2 separate regions of the Homo sapiens genome follow, and region 1 is linked to region 2. The links are chromatin loops, found by intact Hi-C in ENCODE. Cell type or tissue: ascending aorta. All regions are shown on one strand.

The links. A loop is a pair of places that touch in the nucleus more often than their neighbours do. Peaks named below come from ENCODE experiments on the same cell type or tissue, not always from the same donor. Only the 100,000 strongest peaks of a DNase experiment are listed, where the experiment ranks them.
Region 1: it touches region 2 in a loop (2.5-fold over the local background); 2 of 110 quality-filtered maps call a loop at or near these places.

Annotation. Positions count from the first base shown.
Region 1 is chr5:168,737,481-168,745,480 of GRCh38, reverse strand. All of the region lies in intron 20 of SLIT3 (slit guidance ligand 3), which reads left to right. Among named protein-coding and RNA genes, the nearest start is that of MIR218-2, 27 kb to the left of the region's middle. In ascending aorta, no CTCF peak of the experiment used is centred here; a DNase peak (open chromatin) is centred at 4,460; H3K4me3 peaks cover 1,134 bases; H3K27ac peaks cover 1,555 bases.
Region 2 is chr5:168,674,953-168,682,952 of GRCh38, reverse strand. All of the region lies in intron 32 of SLIT3 (slit guidance ligand 3), which reads left to right. Among named protein-coding and RNA genes, the nearest start is that of SLIT3-AS2, 28 kb to the left of the region's middle. In ascending aorta, a CTCF peak has its summit at 3,319 (motif pointing left); DNase peaks (open chromatin) are centred at 1,062 and 3,292; H3K27ac peaks cover 2,570 bases.

The sequences.
Region 1 (8,000 bases), 63 kb before region 2:
AAGATCGTGCCACTGCACTCCAGCTTGGGCAATAAAGTGAGACTCTGTCTCAAAAAAAAAAAAAATTGGAGTCAGTCCTCTCAAATCCTGCTACTACTTTATCAACTGAGGTTATATAATATTCTAAATCCTTTGTTGTCATTTCAACAACGTTCACAGCATCTTCACCAAAAGTAGATTCCATTTCAAGAAACCAATTTCTTTCCTCATCTATAAGAAGCAACTCCTTATCTGCTCAAGTTTTAGCCTGAGATTGCAGCAATTCAGTCACATCTTCAGGCTCCACTTCTAATTCTAGTTCTCACTATTTTCACCATATCTGCAGCTACTTCCTCCACTGAAGTCTTGAACCCCTCAAGGTCATCCATATGGTTGGAGTCAACTTCTTCCAAACTCCTATTAATGTTGCTATTTTGACCTCCTACCATGAATCACAAATGTTCAAATGGCATCTAGAACAGTGAATCCTTTCCAAAAGCTTTTCAGTTTACTTTGCCCAAATCCATCAGAGGAATCACCATCTATGGCAGTTATGGCCTTACAAAATATATTTCTTAAATAATAAGACTTGAAAGTTGAAATTACTCCTTGATCCATGGGCTGCAGAATGGATGTTATGTTAGCAGACATGAAAACAACATTAATCTGTGTGTACATCTCCATGAGAGCTCTTAGATGACCAGGTACATTGTCAGTGAGCAGTAATATTTTGAAAGAAATCTTTATGTTTGTGCAGCAGGTCTCAACGATGGGCTTAAAATATTCAGCAAAATATGCCATAAACAGACATGCCATCATCCAGTCTTTGTTGCTATATTTCTACAGCACAGGCAGAGTAGATTTAGCATAATAAAAGCCCTAGGATTTTCAGAACGGTAAATGAGTATTGGCTTCAACTTCAAGTCACCATCAGCAGTGGCCCCTAACAAGAAAGTCAGCCTGCCCTTTGAAGCTTTGAAACCAGGCATTGACTTCTCCTCTCTATCTGTGAAAGTCTTAGATGGCTACTTCTTTTAATAAAAGGCTATTTTGTCTCCACGGAAGATCTGTTGTTTAATGTGGCCACCTTCATCAATTATCTTAGCTAGATCATCTGGATAACTTGCTACAGCTTCTCCGTCAGCACTTGCTGCTTTACTTTACACTTTCCTGTTATGAAGATAGCTTCTTTTGTTTTGTTTCGTTTTGTTTTGAGATGGAGTCTCGCTCTTTCACCCAGGCTGGAGTGCCGTGGCGCAATCTCGGCTCACTGCAAGCTCCACCTCCTGGGTTAATGCCATTCTCCTGCCTCAGCCTCCCCCTTAGCTGGGACTACAGGAGCCCGCCACCACGCCCGGCTAATTTTTTGTATTTTTAGTGGAGACAGGGTTACACCATGTTAGCCAGGATGGTCTCGATCTCCTGACCTTATGATCCACCCGCCCCGGATTCCCAGAGTGCTGGGATTACATGTGTGAGCCGCTGCGCCCAGCCGGCTTCTTTTCTTAAACCTCATGAACCAACTATTGCTAGCTTCAAACTTTTCTTCTGCAGTTTTCTCACCTCTGTCAGCCTTCACGGAATTAAGGAGAGTTAGGGCCTTGCTCTGGATTAGGCTTTGGCTTGAGGGAATGTTTAGCTGGTTTGATTTTTCTATCCAGACCGCTAAAAGTTTTTGCATGTCAGCAATAAGTCTTTCTCATGATTCATGTGTATATTGGACTAGCACTTTTAATTTTCTTCAAGAACTTTTTATTTGCGTTCACAATTTGGCTATTTGGTCCAAGAGGCCTAGCTTTGATCCGTCTTCGTTTTTGATATGTCTTCCTCACTAAACTTCATCATTTCTATCTTTTGATTTAAAGTGAGAGATGTGTGATTCTTAGAGGCCGTTGTAGGGTTATTAGTTGGCCCAATTTCAATATTGTACTTTGTCTCCGGAAATAGGGAGGTCCGAGGAGAGGGAGACAGGGAACAGCTAGTTGGTAAAGCAGTCAGAGCACACACAACATTTATCAATTAAATTCATCATCTTTGATGGGCATGGTTCGTGGTGCCTCAAAACAATTACAATAGAGACATCAAAGATCACTGATCACAGATCACCATAAAAGTATTATAATAATGAAAAAGTTTTAAATATTGTGAGAATTACCAAAATGTAACACAGAGACATGAAGTCAGATATGCTGTTGGAAAAATGGCACTAATAGACTTGCTTGTGGCGGGGTTGCCATAAACCTTCAATTTTTAAAAAACGCAATATCTACAAAGTGCAATAAAGCAAAGTGCAATAAAACAAGGTACGCAGTACCCTCAGATGTAAGTGACAGAACGCGACCCAGACTCCTCCAGAGTTGCTTTGATCTGCCCTTCTAATAATGCTTTTGGGGACAGAACCTGAACATGCCAGTTTCTTAGACTAGCACATGGCGTGAACCTCCAGGGTTCATGCCATTTTCCTGGCTTAGCCTCTCCGGTAGCTGGGACTACAGGCGCATGCCACCACGCTCAGCTAATTTTTGTATTTTTTTTTTAGTAGAGATGGTGTTTCACCCTGTTGGCCAGGATAGTCTCGATCTCTTGACCTTGGGATCTGCCCACCTCAGCCTCCCAAAGTGCTGGGATAACAGACACATTCTGACAGTATCATTGCAGTACCTGCATCCAGCCCTAGAGCCCGGTATCTTCCAGTGCCTTCTTCAGTTATCTGAGTTGATAAATTCTCTTTATGCTTAAGGTGGTTTGAACTGATTTTCTTCCTCTTTGCCCAGGAGGAAAGCTAATATACCACTTCATAAGCTAGCTGTAAGCATTAAAAGACCAGATGCCAGTGGTTCAGAAGCACTCAGTCACATTAGCTATGATGATTGTTATCACTGTCATGACTCCTCCTCTATGTTTTTGAGTGGATTTTGGGGCCAGTCCCCTGGGAGTTACCCACATAGAGTAGAAGCCTGAAAGTGTGCAGCTGGTATGTCTCAAAGGCCGTGGTGAGTCCTGTGACCTGATTCCAGGACTGCAGAGGAGACATTGCATCTTGGCAGAGCGGTCAGCACCTGTCCCCTTTCTCTCTGCATCTTCCATTTCACCCCACTCCTCAATTCCCATCAGAGGCCTCTCTGGGTGAGGAAGAAAATGCCTCATTTTTACATAGGCCAGCTCCCTCCAGTCTGAAATGGGTGCAGATAAAAACATGCTAGCCTGCGATGGGGAAGCAGGTAGAATGTGGTAGAAAGAGCACTGGGCTAGGAGCCCAGAGGTGAGTCCCAGCCTTGGTTCTGCCTGTGCCTTGGGGCTACTCAGCAGCATCTCTTCCCACTCCTGCCCCCAGAAGCCACATTGCAGCCACACCTGTAGCTTCTTGTGATTCCCCCAGTGCATATGCCTTTCCTGACTTCAGGGCCTCTGTCCAGGGCATTTATATTCTCCCGGCCTAGAATGTTCTTCACTCCCATCCCTACTTAGGTAACCCCCTCTGGTTTCTCAGTCTCAGTCCTGGAAGCACAAGTTAAGAGGAGTGATTCTGAAAACAAATAGTCTTGGGTTTAAATTCCAACTTTACTACCTACTGATTGCATCACTTTGGGCAAGTTACTTAATCTCATTCAACCTCTATTTACTGATCTGTGAAATGGGGATAACAGCGGTATATCCTTCACAAGGCAGAGGGTGACTAAGATAACATAACTAAAGCACTTAGCCCTTTGTGCAGCACATAGTCACGGTTTGATGAATGTCAGTGCTGATTATTAACCTTCCTTTCAGAAAGCCTTTTGGGTGGCTAAGACTGGGTTAGGTGCCTCTCACTTGTATCCCCATGGCTCTTCTCTCAGGTATCGCCTTGTGTTGTAGTTGCTTATTTACTTATTTCCCCTTCTAGACCAAGAGCTCCCTGAGAGCAGCAATTGTGTCTCATTCACTGTTTGTTTTCTTTCCCCCTCCAGAGTTAAGCACAGCAACTAACCCGTAGCAGGCATTCCTCTCTGAATCTGTCTTGTCTTCTTTTTTTTTTTTTTTTTTGAGACCGAGTCTTGCTCTGTCGCCCAGGCTGGAGTGCTGGAATGCAGTGGTGTGATCTCGGCTTACTGCAAGCTCTGCCTCCCGGGTTCACACCATTTTCCTGCCTCAGCCTCCCGAGTAGCTGGGACTACAGGTGCCCGCCACCATGCCCAGCTAATTTTTTGTATTTTTTAGTAGAGACGGGGTTTCACCATGTTAGCCAGGATGGTCTCAATCTCCTGACCTCGTGATCCGCCCGCCTCGGCCTCCCAAAGTGCTGGGATTACAGGCATGAGCCTCCGTGCCTGGAGGCACATGGATTCTTGAGTGTGTGTTGTGGCTCCAGGCATTTCCCAATGCTCAGAAAAACTGAAACTAGGGCTGCCAGCCCAGGGGAAGGAAGGGAGGTCTTGACAGTTGCTAAAAAGTTCATGTCCACCGTGAGTTTGAGCTGGGGTCATGCCCTGGAAGTTCTGTGTACAAAAATGCCCCCACGTGCAGTGAGCTTCCTGCCCTTCCCTTGGACCGGGCTGTGCCATGGGACGGGGCTGCAGAGAATGACCCAGTTATACTCTCCTTCCTGGGCCAATTGAGTGCCAAGTGACACATGTCAAAGGACAGAAATGCCATGACGATAGCCCGTGAATGCTTTTCCCCAAAGCTCATGGAACGAAAACTGAAATAACAAAGATAATTGGCTGCAATTATAAAGTAAACTTCAGCACTTTGGGAGGAGACCTGATTTTCTGATTTGGAAATGGTATCACTTCCCTTGGCCAGGCATGGCTTCCAAAGTGCACCGAGGAAGGCAGCCCTCACTTCTTTCCCCAAACCGTCTTCCTGGGGTGGAGGGTTGGGGGTAAGCAGGAGAATGAGTGTCAAAGAAAGTGAAAGCTGGCAGACCTGGAGAATTATGGCTGGGAGCCTCTGGTTCAGAGACATTGGCTGAGTCCAGATCCAGGGTTTCCAATGCAAGCTTTTCAGCTCCCTTGGGTCTCATTAGTTATCTCAGGCAGAGCTGCCAGCTTACAAAACAAAATTAAGTTTAATTCACCAAGAAAAAACAAAAACAAAGTTGCCCAGCATTTCTCTAAAGGGCAGAGTGTGAGAGGCTGTTGCAAGCATGCAAGACCCCAGCAATGCCATCTGAGCAGGAGGTGATTTTTTTCTCCAGTCAGCTCTCTATTAACCCTCACTGGCCCTTCTCTCACAGTCTCCTTTCAGTTCTACCCTGGGTGAGTCAAGCCAAACTGAGCCTCATTCTCACATTCAGTCTTGCAAGTGCTCTTTGAAGTAGGGCTACAGTACCAGTTGCCCTCTTTGTCTGACCCCAAATCCTGTGCTCATGCCCATTCCACCAGAGGCTCTTAAATGTTTAGGTCTCAGGACTCCTTTATGCTTTTCAGAAGCATCCAGGACTCCAAGAACCTGTGTTTATGTGGGTTATAGCTATTGATATTGATCATATTACTAACACTGAGAAAATGTTAAAATATGCATTAATTCCATTTAAAAGTAACAATTATATACCCATGACATGTTTATATAAAAAGCACATTTTTAAGACAAACCAAAAGAAATGCAGGTGAGAAGAGTTTCATTGTTTTATATTTTTGCAAATCTTTTTAATATCTAGCTTCCTAGAAGACAGCTCAATTTTCATATCTGCTTCACCATTCACTTTGTTGTGGTATGCTTTTTGGATGAAGGATAAGAAATTTGGCTTCACACAGAAATGTATTTGAAAAGGGAGGAGCCGGGTGCGGTGGCTCACGCCTGTAATCCCAGCACTTTGGGAGGCCGAGGTGGGTGGATCAGCTGAGGTCGAGACCAGCCTGACCAAAATGGAGAAACCCCGTCCCTACTAAAAATACAAAATTTGCCAGACGTGGTTGTGGGCGCCTGTAATCCCAGCTACTTGGGAGGGTGAGGCAGGAGAATCACTTGAAGCTGGGAGGGTGAGGCAGGAGAATCACTTGAAGCTGGGAGGCAGAGGTTGTGGTGAGCTGAGATTGCGCCGTTGCACTCCAGCCTGGGTGACAGAGTGAGACTCTATCTCAAAAAAAAAAAAAAGAATAAAAAGAAAGAAAAAGCGAGGAATACTTTAATAGTCTTTTCAGGTAATTATGGGTGTTCTTCTTTGATTAAGACCAAAGCTCAACAAGTGGCATTTTCTTAAAGGCTAGTTGTAGTGTGGAACTGCACTTGTACCAGTGAACCTTTGGTCCTCTGTTACATAACTCTACCGATCTGTCTTACGCTTTGAATGGAACTTTCCCCATGCACGATCTTGTAATATCATGTGTTGGTCAATGGAAAAATATCGGTTCACTGAGTTATGCAGATCTTCCAAATGCTAACACATTTCATTATACAATATATTTTTTAAATAATGTCCTTTGATATCACCGCTGATCTCATCAGAAAAGTCTTTAAGTGAGGGAAAGTTGTTAAGCTCAATGTGGCAGTGAAAAGTTTTCCAAAATTTTAATTTTTACTTGGAAGCACGAATTTATCATTGGCAACAAATACTGTGAGCTGCTTTTTTTTTTTTTTTTTTTTGAGATGGAGTCTTGCTCTTTCACCCAGGCCAGACTGCAGTGGCGCCATCTCGGCTCACTGCAAGCCCCGCCTCCTGGGTTCACGCCATTCTCCTGCCTCAACCTCCCCAGCAGCTGGGACTACAGGCGCCCGCCACCGCGCCCGGCTAATTTTTTGTATTTTTAGTAGAGACGGGGTTTCACCGTATTAGCCAGGATGGTCTCGATCTCCTGACCTTGTGATCCACCTGCCTCGGCCTCCCAAAGTGCTGGGATTACAGGCATGAGCCACCGTGCCCAGCCTGTGAGTTGCTTTTTTTAAAGTGATGGGCTTACTTTGTTCATTTTCAAGAAATTATCTACTAAATAGCCATGTCTGAATAATGAGTTTGCCAGTCTTTCTTTTAGGTAAAAACAGTGTTCCATGAAAAAATGTAAAAGCCAGCTAGTTCAGCTTGCAACTCAATTACACAGGTACTTTTCTCTAGACAACCAACATGCTGTGTGTGTACATCTCCCATTTTGTCATACGGGACATTAAAGGAATGTGTGCTCAAGAGTTGAATGTTAATACAAACAATAATTCTTGGTACTTCATCAAGGGCATTCCTGGTTTTGGTAAAACCTGCAAGTGCACAGAGGTGAAGAATACAGTGACCACCAGTTTCATTTGGTAGCGATGTCCTGATTCATGCTGAGGTGCCAGCAGTTTTACCCTCCACTAATTTTGTACCATCAGTGCAAATGTCAACACAGGGCAAAAGGAAAATAACATTTTAACCTTATTGTAAATATAGTTTTGGCCTCATAGACCCCTGAAAAAGCCTCAGGGACCCCCGGGGTCTATGGATGACACTTTGAGAACCACTCTGGTCATTACATATTGGTGGGCAATGGATAGAGAGAGATAACTGCTCTAAGTCAGCACGAAGTTCCTAATTTAAAAGGCAAGCTTACAGAATCTTATGGAAAGCAGGACAGAAGCAAATACAGGACATCTCAGCCCTCAAAGTCACCAGAATACTCTCTGTGAAGGTAGGGCCTCACTGCCTTCAGAAAGTACAATTATTGCCATGCAACTGTCCTTTTAAATTCATGCTTACCTCACTATTTTAGAACTGAAACCTAAAAATCTGCTTGCTTCCATTTATGGAAATGTTTACAAACATCAGGTTTCCTGGTTCTGGAAACAAACTCTGCAAAGCCTACATCTTCATAACGGTTAGAGAAGAAATGCAGAATCCAGTGCTGGTGAACAGCTTTCCCCCATATCTACCCCTGGTTAATATCCATGATGTTTAGACATATATTTTTGGTCTAAGGACAATGAGCATGGATTTGTTGTCCTATAACTTGATATCCCAAGGAAAAGAGGGGGGAAGGATGACATAGCTCCAGGCACAACTATTGGAAGAAAGGATTTGTATTAGGATGCGGGGTCTGAGAACACTGTGGGAAGCAGGCTGGCAGTGTGCATAT
Region 2 (8,000 bases):
TTAGTTATAAATATTTTTATAATAGTAATAAAAATGACTACTAAAAGTTAAAAATGTCTGTGTTACACCTAAAATCATGTCAAACTACCAGTAGAAGGAGAGCCAAACCTTAGGGAAACCACAGTACAAAAGAGAGGCCACACTGTCCCCTCAGAGGCAAGAGCACATTTCATAGGGATTGGTGAAGAGCTGCAACTTTCAGACTTTCTTCCCCCTGCTAACTAAATCTTTTCTTCCATTAAAATCTTATATTAAACTTAAGAATTGTAAATACTTAGAAGCAAAACCGCCCTGCAGTGTTGAAGCAAAGATCCCCCCTCCACACACACTGTTGTCAAGGCCCCTGATAAATCATCCAACAAACCCAATTTGAAAGCCATTGGTTAAAACCAGTGGTTCTCAAAGCGTGGTCCCCAAGGCAGCAGCACCAGCATCACCTACAGACATGATAGAAATACACATTTTCAGACTCTACCCCAGAACTACTGAATCCAAAACCCTAGGGGTTGGCCCCAACACACCTGTGCTTCAGAGATCCTTCCAGGTAATTCTAATGCACAAGTCTAGGAAACACCAGTTTCCAAAGGAAAACTTCCTGCAGAAAGAGCAGTCTGAGTTGGGCCTTGAAGAAAGGGAAGAACTTGTGAGAGCAGAGAGAACAGGTGGGCAAGGCATGCTGGGAGGTCAGCAAAGACAGATGAGGAGCAAAGAAAAGGGTGTTGACCAGAGCAAGAGGCTCCCAGTGGAAGGTGGATAAAGACCAGGCAGGTTAGGACAGTTGGGCACAGTGGACACCAGAAGAAAGAGCTCACCCTGGTGGTCTCCCTAGAGCCTGGGCCGCCTAACATCTGTGTCCCTGGAGCCACAGGTCCTGGCCAAGTGGAGAGGACAGAGAGCCAAGGAGGCAGGGCCAGGGCAGCCTGTGAAGCATTTGCTATCACATAAATCCAGATGTGAACAAGTGATTCAGCCTCTTTGTGCCTCAGTTTTTCCCCCTCCCCCTTCCCATGTAATGTGAGCAATAGCAGGATGTACCTCTTAGGGCAGTCACTGAGGGTTGAAATAACACTGGAGGAAGTGCTTGGCAGATTAAGCCTTTACGCAGACATGTCAAGGACAGAAGGTGAAAGCCAGGCTTCCAGAAGCAGCTGAGCCCTGCCCTGAGCTGGGGGCCTTCCCAAACAGAGCCCAGCCTTTGCCCTCTGCTGACGTTAGCTGTCAGGGCTGGTGATTTGGTAGAAGGCTGGTGTGGGTGGTAGGAGTGTCGCAGCACTGTGCTGAGTTATGAAATGGAAAGTCAGAGAATTGCTGTCCAGAAGCTGCTGTCAGGGAGCCCTGAGTTTGAGCAGGTAGGTGGCCCTGGAGAGACACCAGGCTCTGTCTTAGCCACAGGGAAACCAAGCTAAGGATGCCCTGGCACTCCTGGCCTAGATCTTCATGCTGAGCCTGTAACAGATCTTTAGTACCCTTCATTCAGTTTCCAATCCTCAGGGGCCCAAGGCTCTAGCAATTCCAGATTAAAATGATTTTGCTTCCAAACACTTTTCCCTGAGGCAGCCCTGTTTCTGTTGCCATTAGTACACTCTCACTCATTCCACATCTACCAGGCCCCATGTTTGGGCCAGACCCTGGGCTAGGTGCAGGGGCCACAGAGCTAAACAAACACAGTCCAGGGAGGAAGACACACATATCAACAAGCAGTGGTTCCACAGCAAAATCAAATCATTCTCACTGGAGACACTGGTGTCATGCTACAGGAACACCAATGATGAAGCAAAGTTTTTTTGTTTTTTGGGTTTTCTTGGAGACAGTGTCTCACTGTGTCACCCAGGTTGGAGTGCTGTGGCATGATCACAGCTCCCTGCAACCTCCACCTCCCAGCCTCAAGTGATCCTCCTACCTCAGCCTCCTGAGTAGCTGGGACTGCAGGTGTGCATCACAACGTCTAATTTTTGTTTTTTTCTGGAAGAGACAGGGTTTCATCATGTTGCTCAGGCTGGTCTTGAACTCCTGGGCTGAAGCAGTCTGCCCACCTTGGCCTCGCAAAGTGCTGGGATTACAGGTGTGAGCCACTGTGCCCACCAGGAGCAAATATTTTTGCTTGGAGGACCTTGGAGGAGGAGGTGGTGTTTGAGCTGAGACATGACCTGTGCCTCAGAATCATTTTCTCAGGCTGAGCAGCGAGGAAGCCCTGGGGAGGAGGAGGCCCCATCAGCCTGCATGGAAGCCATGTGGGAGGGCTGGGGTTAATGGAGGGCACAGCCTGAGCTGACCAGCAGCCGAGGGGGCCAGGAGGCCAGTCCAACCACAAAAAATGAGATCTCCTCCTCAGCATCAGTACAATAACCTCTAGCCACCCAGGAAGGCCACCTTGGCCTCAGGGCCAGAGTCAGGGAGCCCAGCCAAAGCTATTCTAACTGGGGGAGTTGGCAGCCACCAGCTTTTGGCTCACTAAGGCCCACTGACCAGCTTCAGAGTGAGGATGTCAGCCTGGGTTCCCAGCAGGGACCTGCAGGCTAGATTCCATGGTCTCCATTCTGTCCATGCCTGATGTTGTTCATCTGCACAGCCATAATCACAAATGGTGATGAGGGCACATGAAGATTCTATTCCAGGCCCCAGGGCAAATACACAGAGAAGCCCACCTGAGCCCCTCCTTGCCCCAGAATGGGGACAGACTTCACTGTTCCTTGGCACTGAGACTTGTGAGAAGGCCAGACTCACATGCCAGCAAGGCCAAATGGCCACATAGGTAACAGACATGGGGAAAATGGGCTGGAGTCCCCATAGGGAGTGGTGGGGGCTACAGTAGCCTAAAGGGTGGAGCCCCATCCAAAGGAGTGGCTGACCTCAGCTCCAGCAGACACTGCCATGTGGGAATATAGATTATCAAGAGAAGCGGGACCACCGGGGTTTCTATGTGAGATATCTAAGTTTTTGAGTGTTGGCCATTTTAAAACACCGCGTGGGTGTGCTCTTTGAATGCAATGCAGTGCATGCTCTCTGAGTCTTGATTTCTACAATCCTGTCCACTGCCAAGGTCTTTGTCTCATTGGATCCTCACTCCTGTTTTAGGGATGAGAAGCCTCATATTAGAAGCCCAGTAAGTGGCAGAGCTAGGATTTAAATCCGGGTCAGTTTTCCACCCAAACCAGCTCTCCCACCGTGCTGGCTCCGGGACATGAAAGACAGAGCCGAGAGAGTGTGGGCTGTGCTACAGGAGTAGGGGGTTGCTGCAGTGGGGCCTGAGGTCTCCGCTTGCTGCCTACCCGAAATCCCAGGAACTTTTTGTTACTGCGAGGCTCTATCGCCACCTAGTGGTCACGACTCAGCATTCAGGTTAGAGCAACCAGCACCTAGAGGAATAACAAACCCTTCCTCCCTCAAGTCCCTTAAGACTTCAGGCTGAACACCTAAAGTCTCTGACCCTTAAGTCTTTTATTTGAAAAATGGAGGAAAAAGTGTGCCTCCTTCCTGGGGGTTGTTAGGATTAAATAAGAGAATGCAAGTTAACTGCTTAGCATAGGGTAGCACAATGCCTGGCCTCTACTAAGGGATTAACACGTATCCACCATTATTATTAAAAGCAAAAGAAAGCCAGGCATGGTGGCTCACGCCTGTAACTCCAGCATTCTTGGAAGCCAAGGCAGGAGGATCGCCTGAGCCCAGGAGTTTGAGAGTATCCTGGGCAACATATTCAGACTCCATCTATGCAAAAAATAAAAAATTACCCAAGCATAGTAGTGCACATGTATGGTCCTAGCTACTTGAGAGGCTGAGGCAGGAGGATCACTTGAACCCTGGAGGTCAAGGCTGCAGTGAGCTGTGATTGCACCACCGCACTGCAGCCTGGGTGAGAGAGCAAGACCCGATCTCAAAAAATAAATAAATGCAAAGGCAAAAAGGCCATGGGCCACTCTGGCCAATGCCTGTGGTTATGCCAGTTCCAGGCAGGATGCGTCCAGCCCCACCCTGACAACTCCAGAGCTCTCCACCTCCCACTTGGCACCAGTTCAGTCTGGCCCAGTAGATAATGAGGAAGACCCTCAGAGCCCCCTTCTCTCCCCTGAAATCCTTAAATATCTCTCCAGGAGACTAATCATTGGGGCTTGGGACCACTATATCATCATTTCTTTTAGTGTGAACCTTAGGTTGTTACTATTTTTTCCTTTTTTTTCCTCTACTTTTGTCACAGTAGAGCCATTTTCCCATTATTTTGTTTCAAAGGCTAAGATTTAATAATGATTTTTGTTTGTTTGTTTGTTTTTTTGAGACAGAGTCTCACTCTGTCACCCGGGCTGGAGTGCAGTAGCGCGATCTTGGCTCACTGCAACCTCCACCTCCTGGGTTCAGGTGATTCTCCTGCCTCAGCCTCCCGAGTAGCTGAGACTACAGGCACCCGCCACCACGCCCGGCTAATTTTTTGTATTTTTAGTAGAGATGGGGTTTCACTATGTTGGCCAGGCTGGTCTCGAACTCCTGACCTTGTGATCCGCCCGCCTCGGCCTCCCAAATTCCCAACAGGGATTTGTCAGGGAGAATTCAAGGATGTAATCCCAAAGTGCTAGGATTACAGGTGTGAGCCACCGTGCCCGGCCATGATTTTATTTTTTTATTTTTTAAGGCAAGTAGAAATGGAGGCATCCTGACTTAGGGATGCTGGTAAAAAGCCAGAGCCTTTAGCACTGCCTACCCTGAACCTCCAGGGATCCACAGTTTGAAAAACACTGGCTTCAGCCATTATATCCAGGAGATCTGGTTAAAAGTTGCCAGGAAGAGGCGACCTGTTAACCCATGAGCACCTACCGGCATAGATAACATTATGGGAGGTTTGGATTTGGAAGCAATCCTGACTTTGAACCTGAGTTCCAGCACTTCTTAGCAGTGTGGCCCCTATCGGGTTACTTAGCTTCCTTCCCTAAAATGGGACTCACAAGAGTCCCCTCCTCAGAAATGGGAATGAGCCAGTGGGAGTATACAGAGCCCTGAGTGGCTCAAAGCCACTCAAAGCCCTGGGTGGCTGTAAGTTTGCCAAATCCATAGGCAGGTTCTTCCAGGGCCCACTAACCTACTCCCCCACCCCAGTTGCTGCCACACCCAGCTCCAGCAAGCCCAGAGTAAGGTCAAGGAGTCATCATTTCCACCTTTCACTGAGCACTTGCTAGGTGTCACAGGCCACGTATTGCCCATTAAAACCAGTGTAGGGCCAGGCACGCTGGCTCACGCCTATAATCCCAACACTTTGGGAGGTCAAGGGAGGAGGATCACTTGAGGTCAGGAGTTCAAGAACAGCCTGGCCAACATGGCAAAACCCCATCTCTACTAAAAATATAAAAATTAGCCGGGGATGGTGGTGGGTGCCTGTAATCCCAGCTACTTGGGAAGCTGAGGCAGGAAAATTGCTTGAACCAGGGAGGTGGAGGTTGCAGTGAGCTGAGATCACGCCAATGTATTCCAGCCTGGGCAACAGAGCGAGACTCCATCTCAAAAAACAAAAACAAAACAAAAAACAGTGTAGGCCGGGTGCAGTGACCTGTAACCCCAGCACTTTGGGAGGCCAAGGTGGGAGGATGGCTTGAGCCCAGGAGTTCAAGGCTGCAGTGAGCGATGATTGCACCACTACATTCCATCCTGGGCAACAGAGCAAGACCCCTGTCTCTTACTAAAAACAACCAAAAAACCAATGTTGTAAGATGAGTATAAAACTCATTGAATAGAAGCAGAAACAGGGGCTTACAGAAGTGATATGACTTGCCCAGGGTCCCTCAGCTGGCAGGCCCAGTGTGATCCCAGATCTCTCTCCTCAAAGCATGACCTGGCTGAAGGCTATACCTCGAGCCTACCTAGGATTCTCCCATGTGGGCATCAGATGAGGCCCTCCAGGAAGCCCAGCACTGGGGCACTGCAGAACCCAGCACTTTGTCTAGGGCAAGAGCCAGTGACCACACAGCCCTCTCTGATCTGTGGCTTCTGCCAGACCACTGTCTCCAGGCTGGGTACCCCTGCAGGCTATTCACCAGCACCTGGGATGGCAGGAAGGGAAGAAGGAGTTGGGCCTGGAGCCAGCTGCCAGGCAGGAGTAGGTGGTATGTGTTCGCTGTGTCTGTGTGTGTGTGTCTGTAATGGGAAAACAGCTGCCCTGACTCCCTGAATCATAATGTTGGAAGCGAGTGCCTGAGCTGCAGTCTCTTGACAACTCCCTTTCTGACAGGTGGCTGTCCAGCATGTTGACACACCTCCAGGGTGGTGAGCTCATTTGCATCCAAACAGCATCCATTTCTAGGACGCTGTGGGATATACCTGCATATTTTTGCATGTGTGGTTAGAAAACTGTCTGAGGGCTCAAGGTCACAAGTTTATGGTCTCTGCACGGGGCCATCCCTCCCCTTCCTGCTTTTACCAGCCCATCTGTAGGATCAGAGGCCTCTGCCTTGCCCTCAGCTTGCAACTTGGTGCAGCTGGAGGCTTCTGAAATAGAAATAGCTCTACCTTCATAGGGCTTTTTGGCTCCCCATCAAAAAACCAGATTCCTCAGTGGACTCTTTTACCCACCACTCCACCTCCCACTACCCTATCTCTTGGCTAGACCTTACATTGATAAGTTGTCATTTACTTTATAGGAAAGGCTAAGGAAAGTGGAATGGAAGCTTTGTGAGTGCAGTTACCCTATCTTCCCTGTTTGTCACTGATCCACAGCACCCAGGACGAGGTGGCCCATAGCAGACACTTGGTGGGTGGGCGGATGAAGGGTAGATGAAGGATGGATGGATGGATGGATGGATGGATGGAAGAGAGTAGATAAATAAGTAGGTGGGTAGGTAGAGAGATGGATAGGTAGATGGATGCAGAGGAGGGTGGGTGGGTAGATGAAGGATGGATGGATGTGATGGGATGAATGGATGAAGAGGGTAGATAAATAAGTAGGTGGGTGGGTGGAGAGATGGATAGGTGGATGGATGGAGAGGAGGGTGGATGGATGAATAGGTAGAATAGATGGAAAGGAAGTATAGATGGTTGAATGGATGGTTGGATAGTTGGATGAATGAGTGGGAGGAGAGATTTCCCAATGGATTTGAGTGGGTCCTGGGCTCCTGCATGTCCTCTGCCATCACTTTCTCCCAGGGATCAGCACTAGAACAGGGATCACTAGCTTTGCAGGCAATGGTCCTTGTTAGTCTTCTAACACTAAAATAACTGCTCACATTTTCCCAGTAATTGACAAAGCGCTCTTTTGTTGTTGTTGTTTTTTAAGAAATAGGGGTCGTGCTATGTTTCCCAGGCTGAACTTGAACACCTGGGCTCAAGTGGTCTTCCTGCCTCAACCTCCCAGCTTGTCAAGTAACTAGTGATACAGGCACATGCCAGCATGCCTGGTTACAAAGCACTTTCACGTACCCTCTCTTATTTTATTTGAACATCACAATAGTTCTGTGAGGTTATTATCCCCCTTTTACAGATGAGGAAACTGAGACCGGATGTTCTATTCCTATGGTTGGTTATGGTTCCATCCAGCAGTAAGGGGCTAGAATGGACTCTGTTTTCTTCAGTATACCCCAATTTAGCCTGTCTTCTCCCAAGCATTTCTCTTGCCTTTTTGGCTGCTGAGATTTCTAAATCTGAGTTAGTCACTGAAATGGTCCCTGCCTGCCTAATCAGTGCCACCCCCTGCTGGGATCCTCTTGTTGGAGCCAACAAGGATTTGTCAGGGAGAATTCAAGGAGAGAGGAAGCCTCCATATGTATCCCTGATACCTGAATAGATAAGACAGAGCTCAGTCTACTCCTCAGAGAGCTTCAGGGAAGGAAGAGGTGTCACATTCCCCAACTCCCATCATCTCCCACCACTGTTCCCTCCCAGCCCCCGCCGAGGGTGGAGCGCTGGAAAGAGCACAATTTGGGAGTCAAAAGTGTTGCCTACAAATTCTGTCTCTTGCCTGTACTAGCTGGGTGACCTCAGGTAAATCACTTAACCTCTCTGGGCCTCGGTGTCTTCATCTGTGA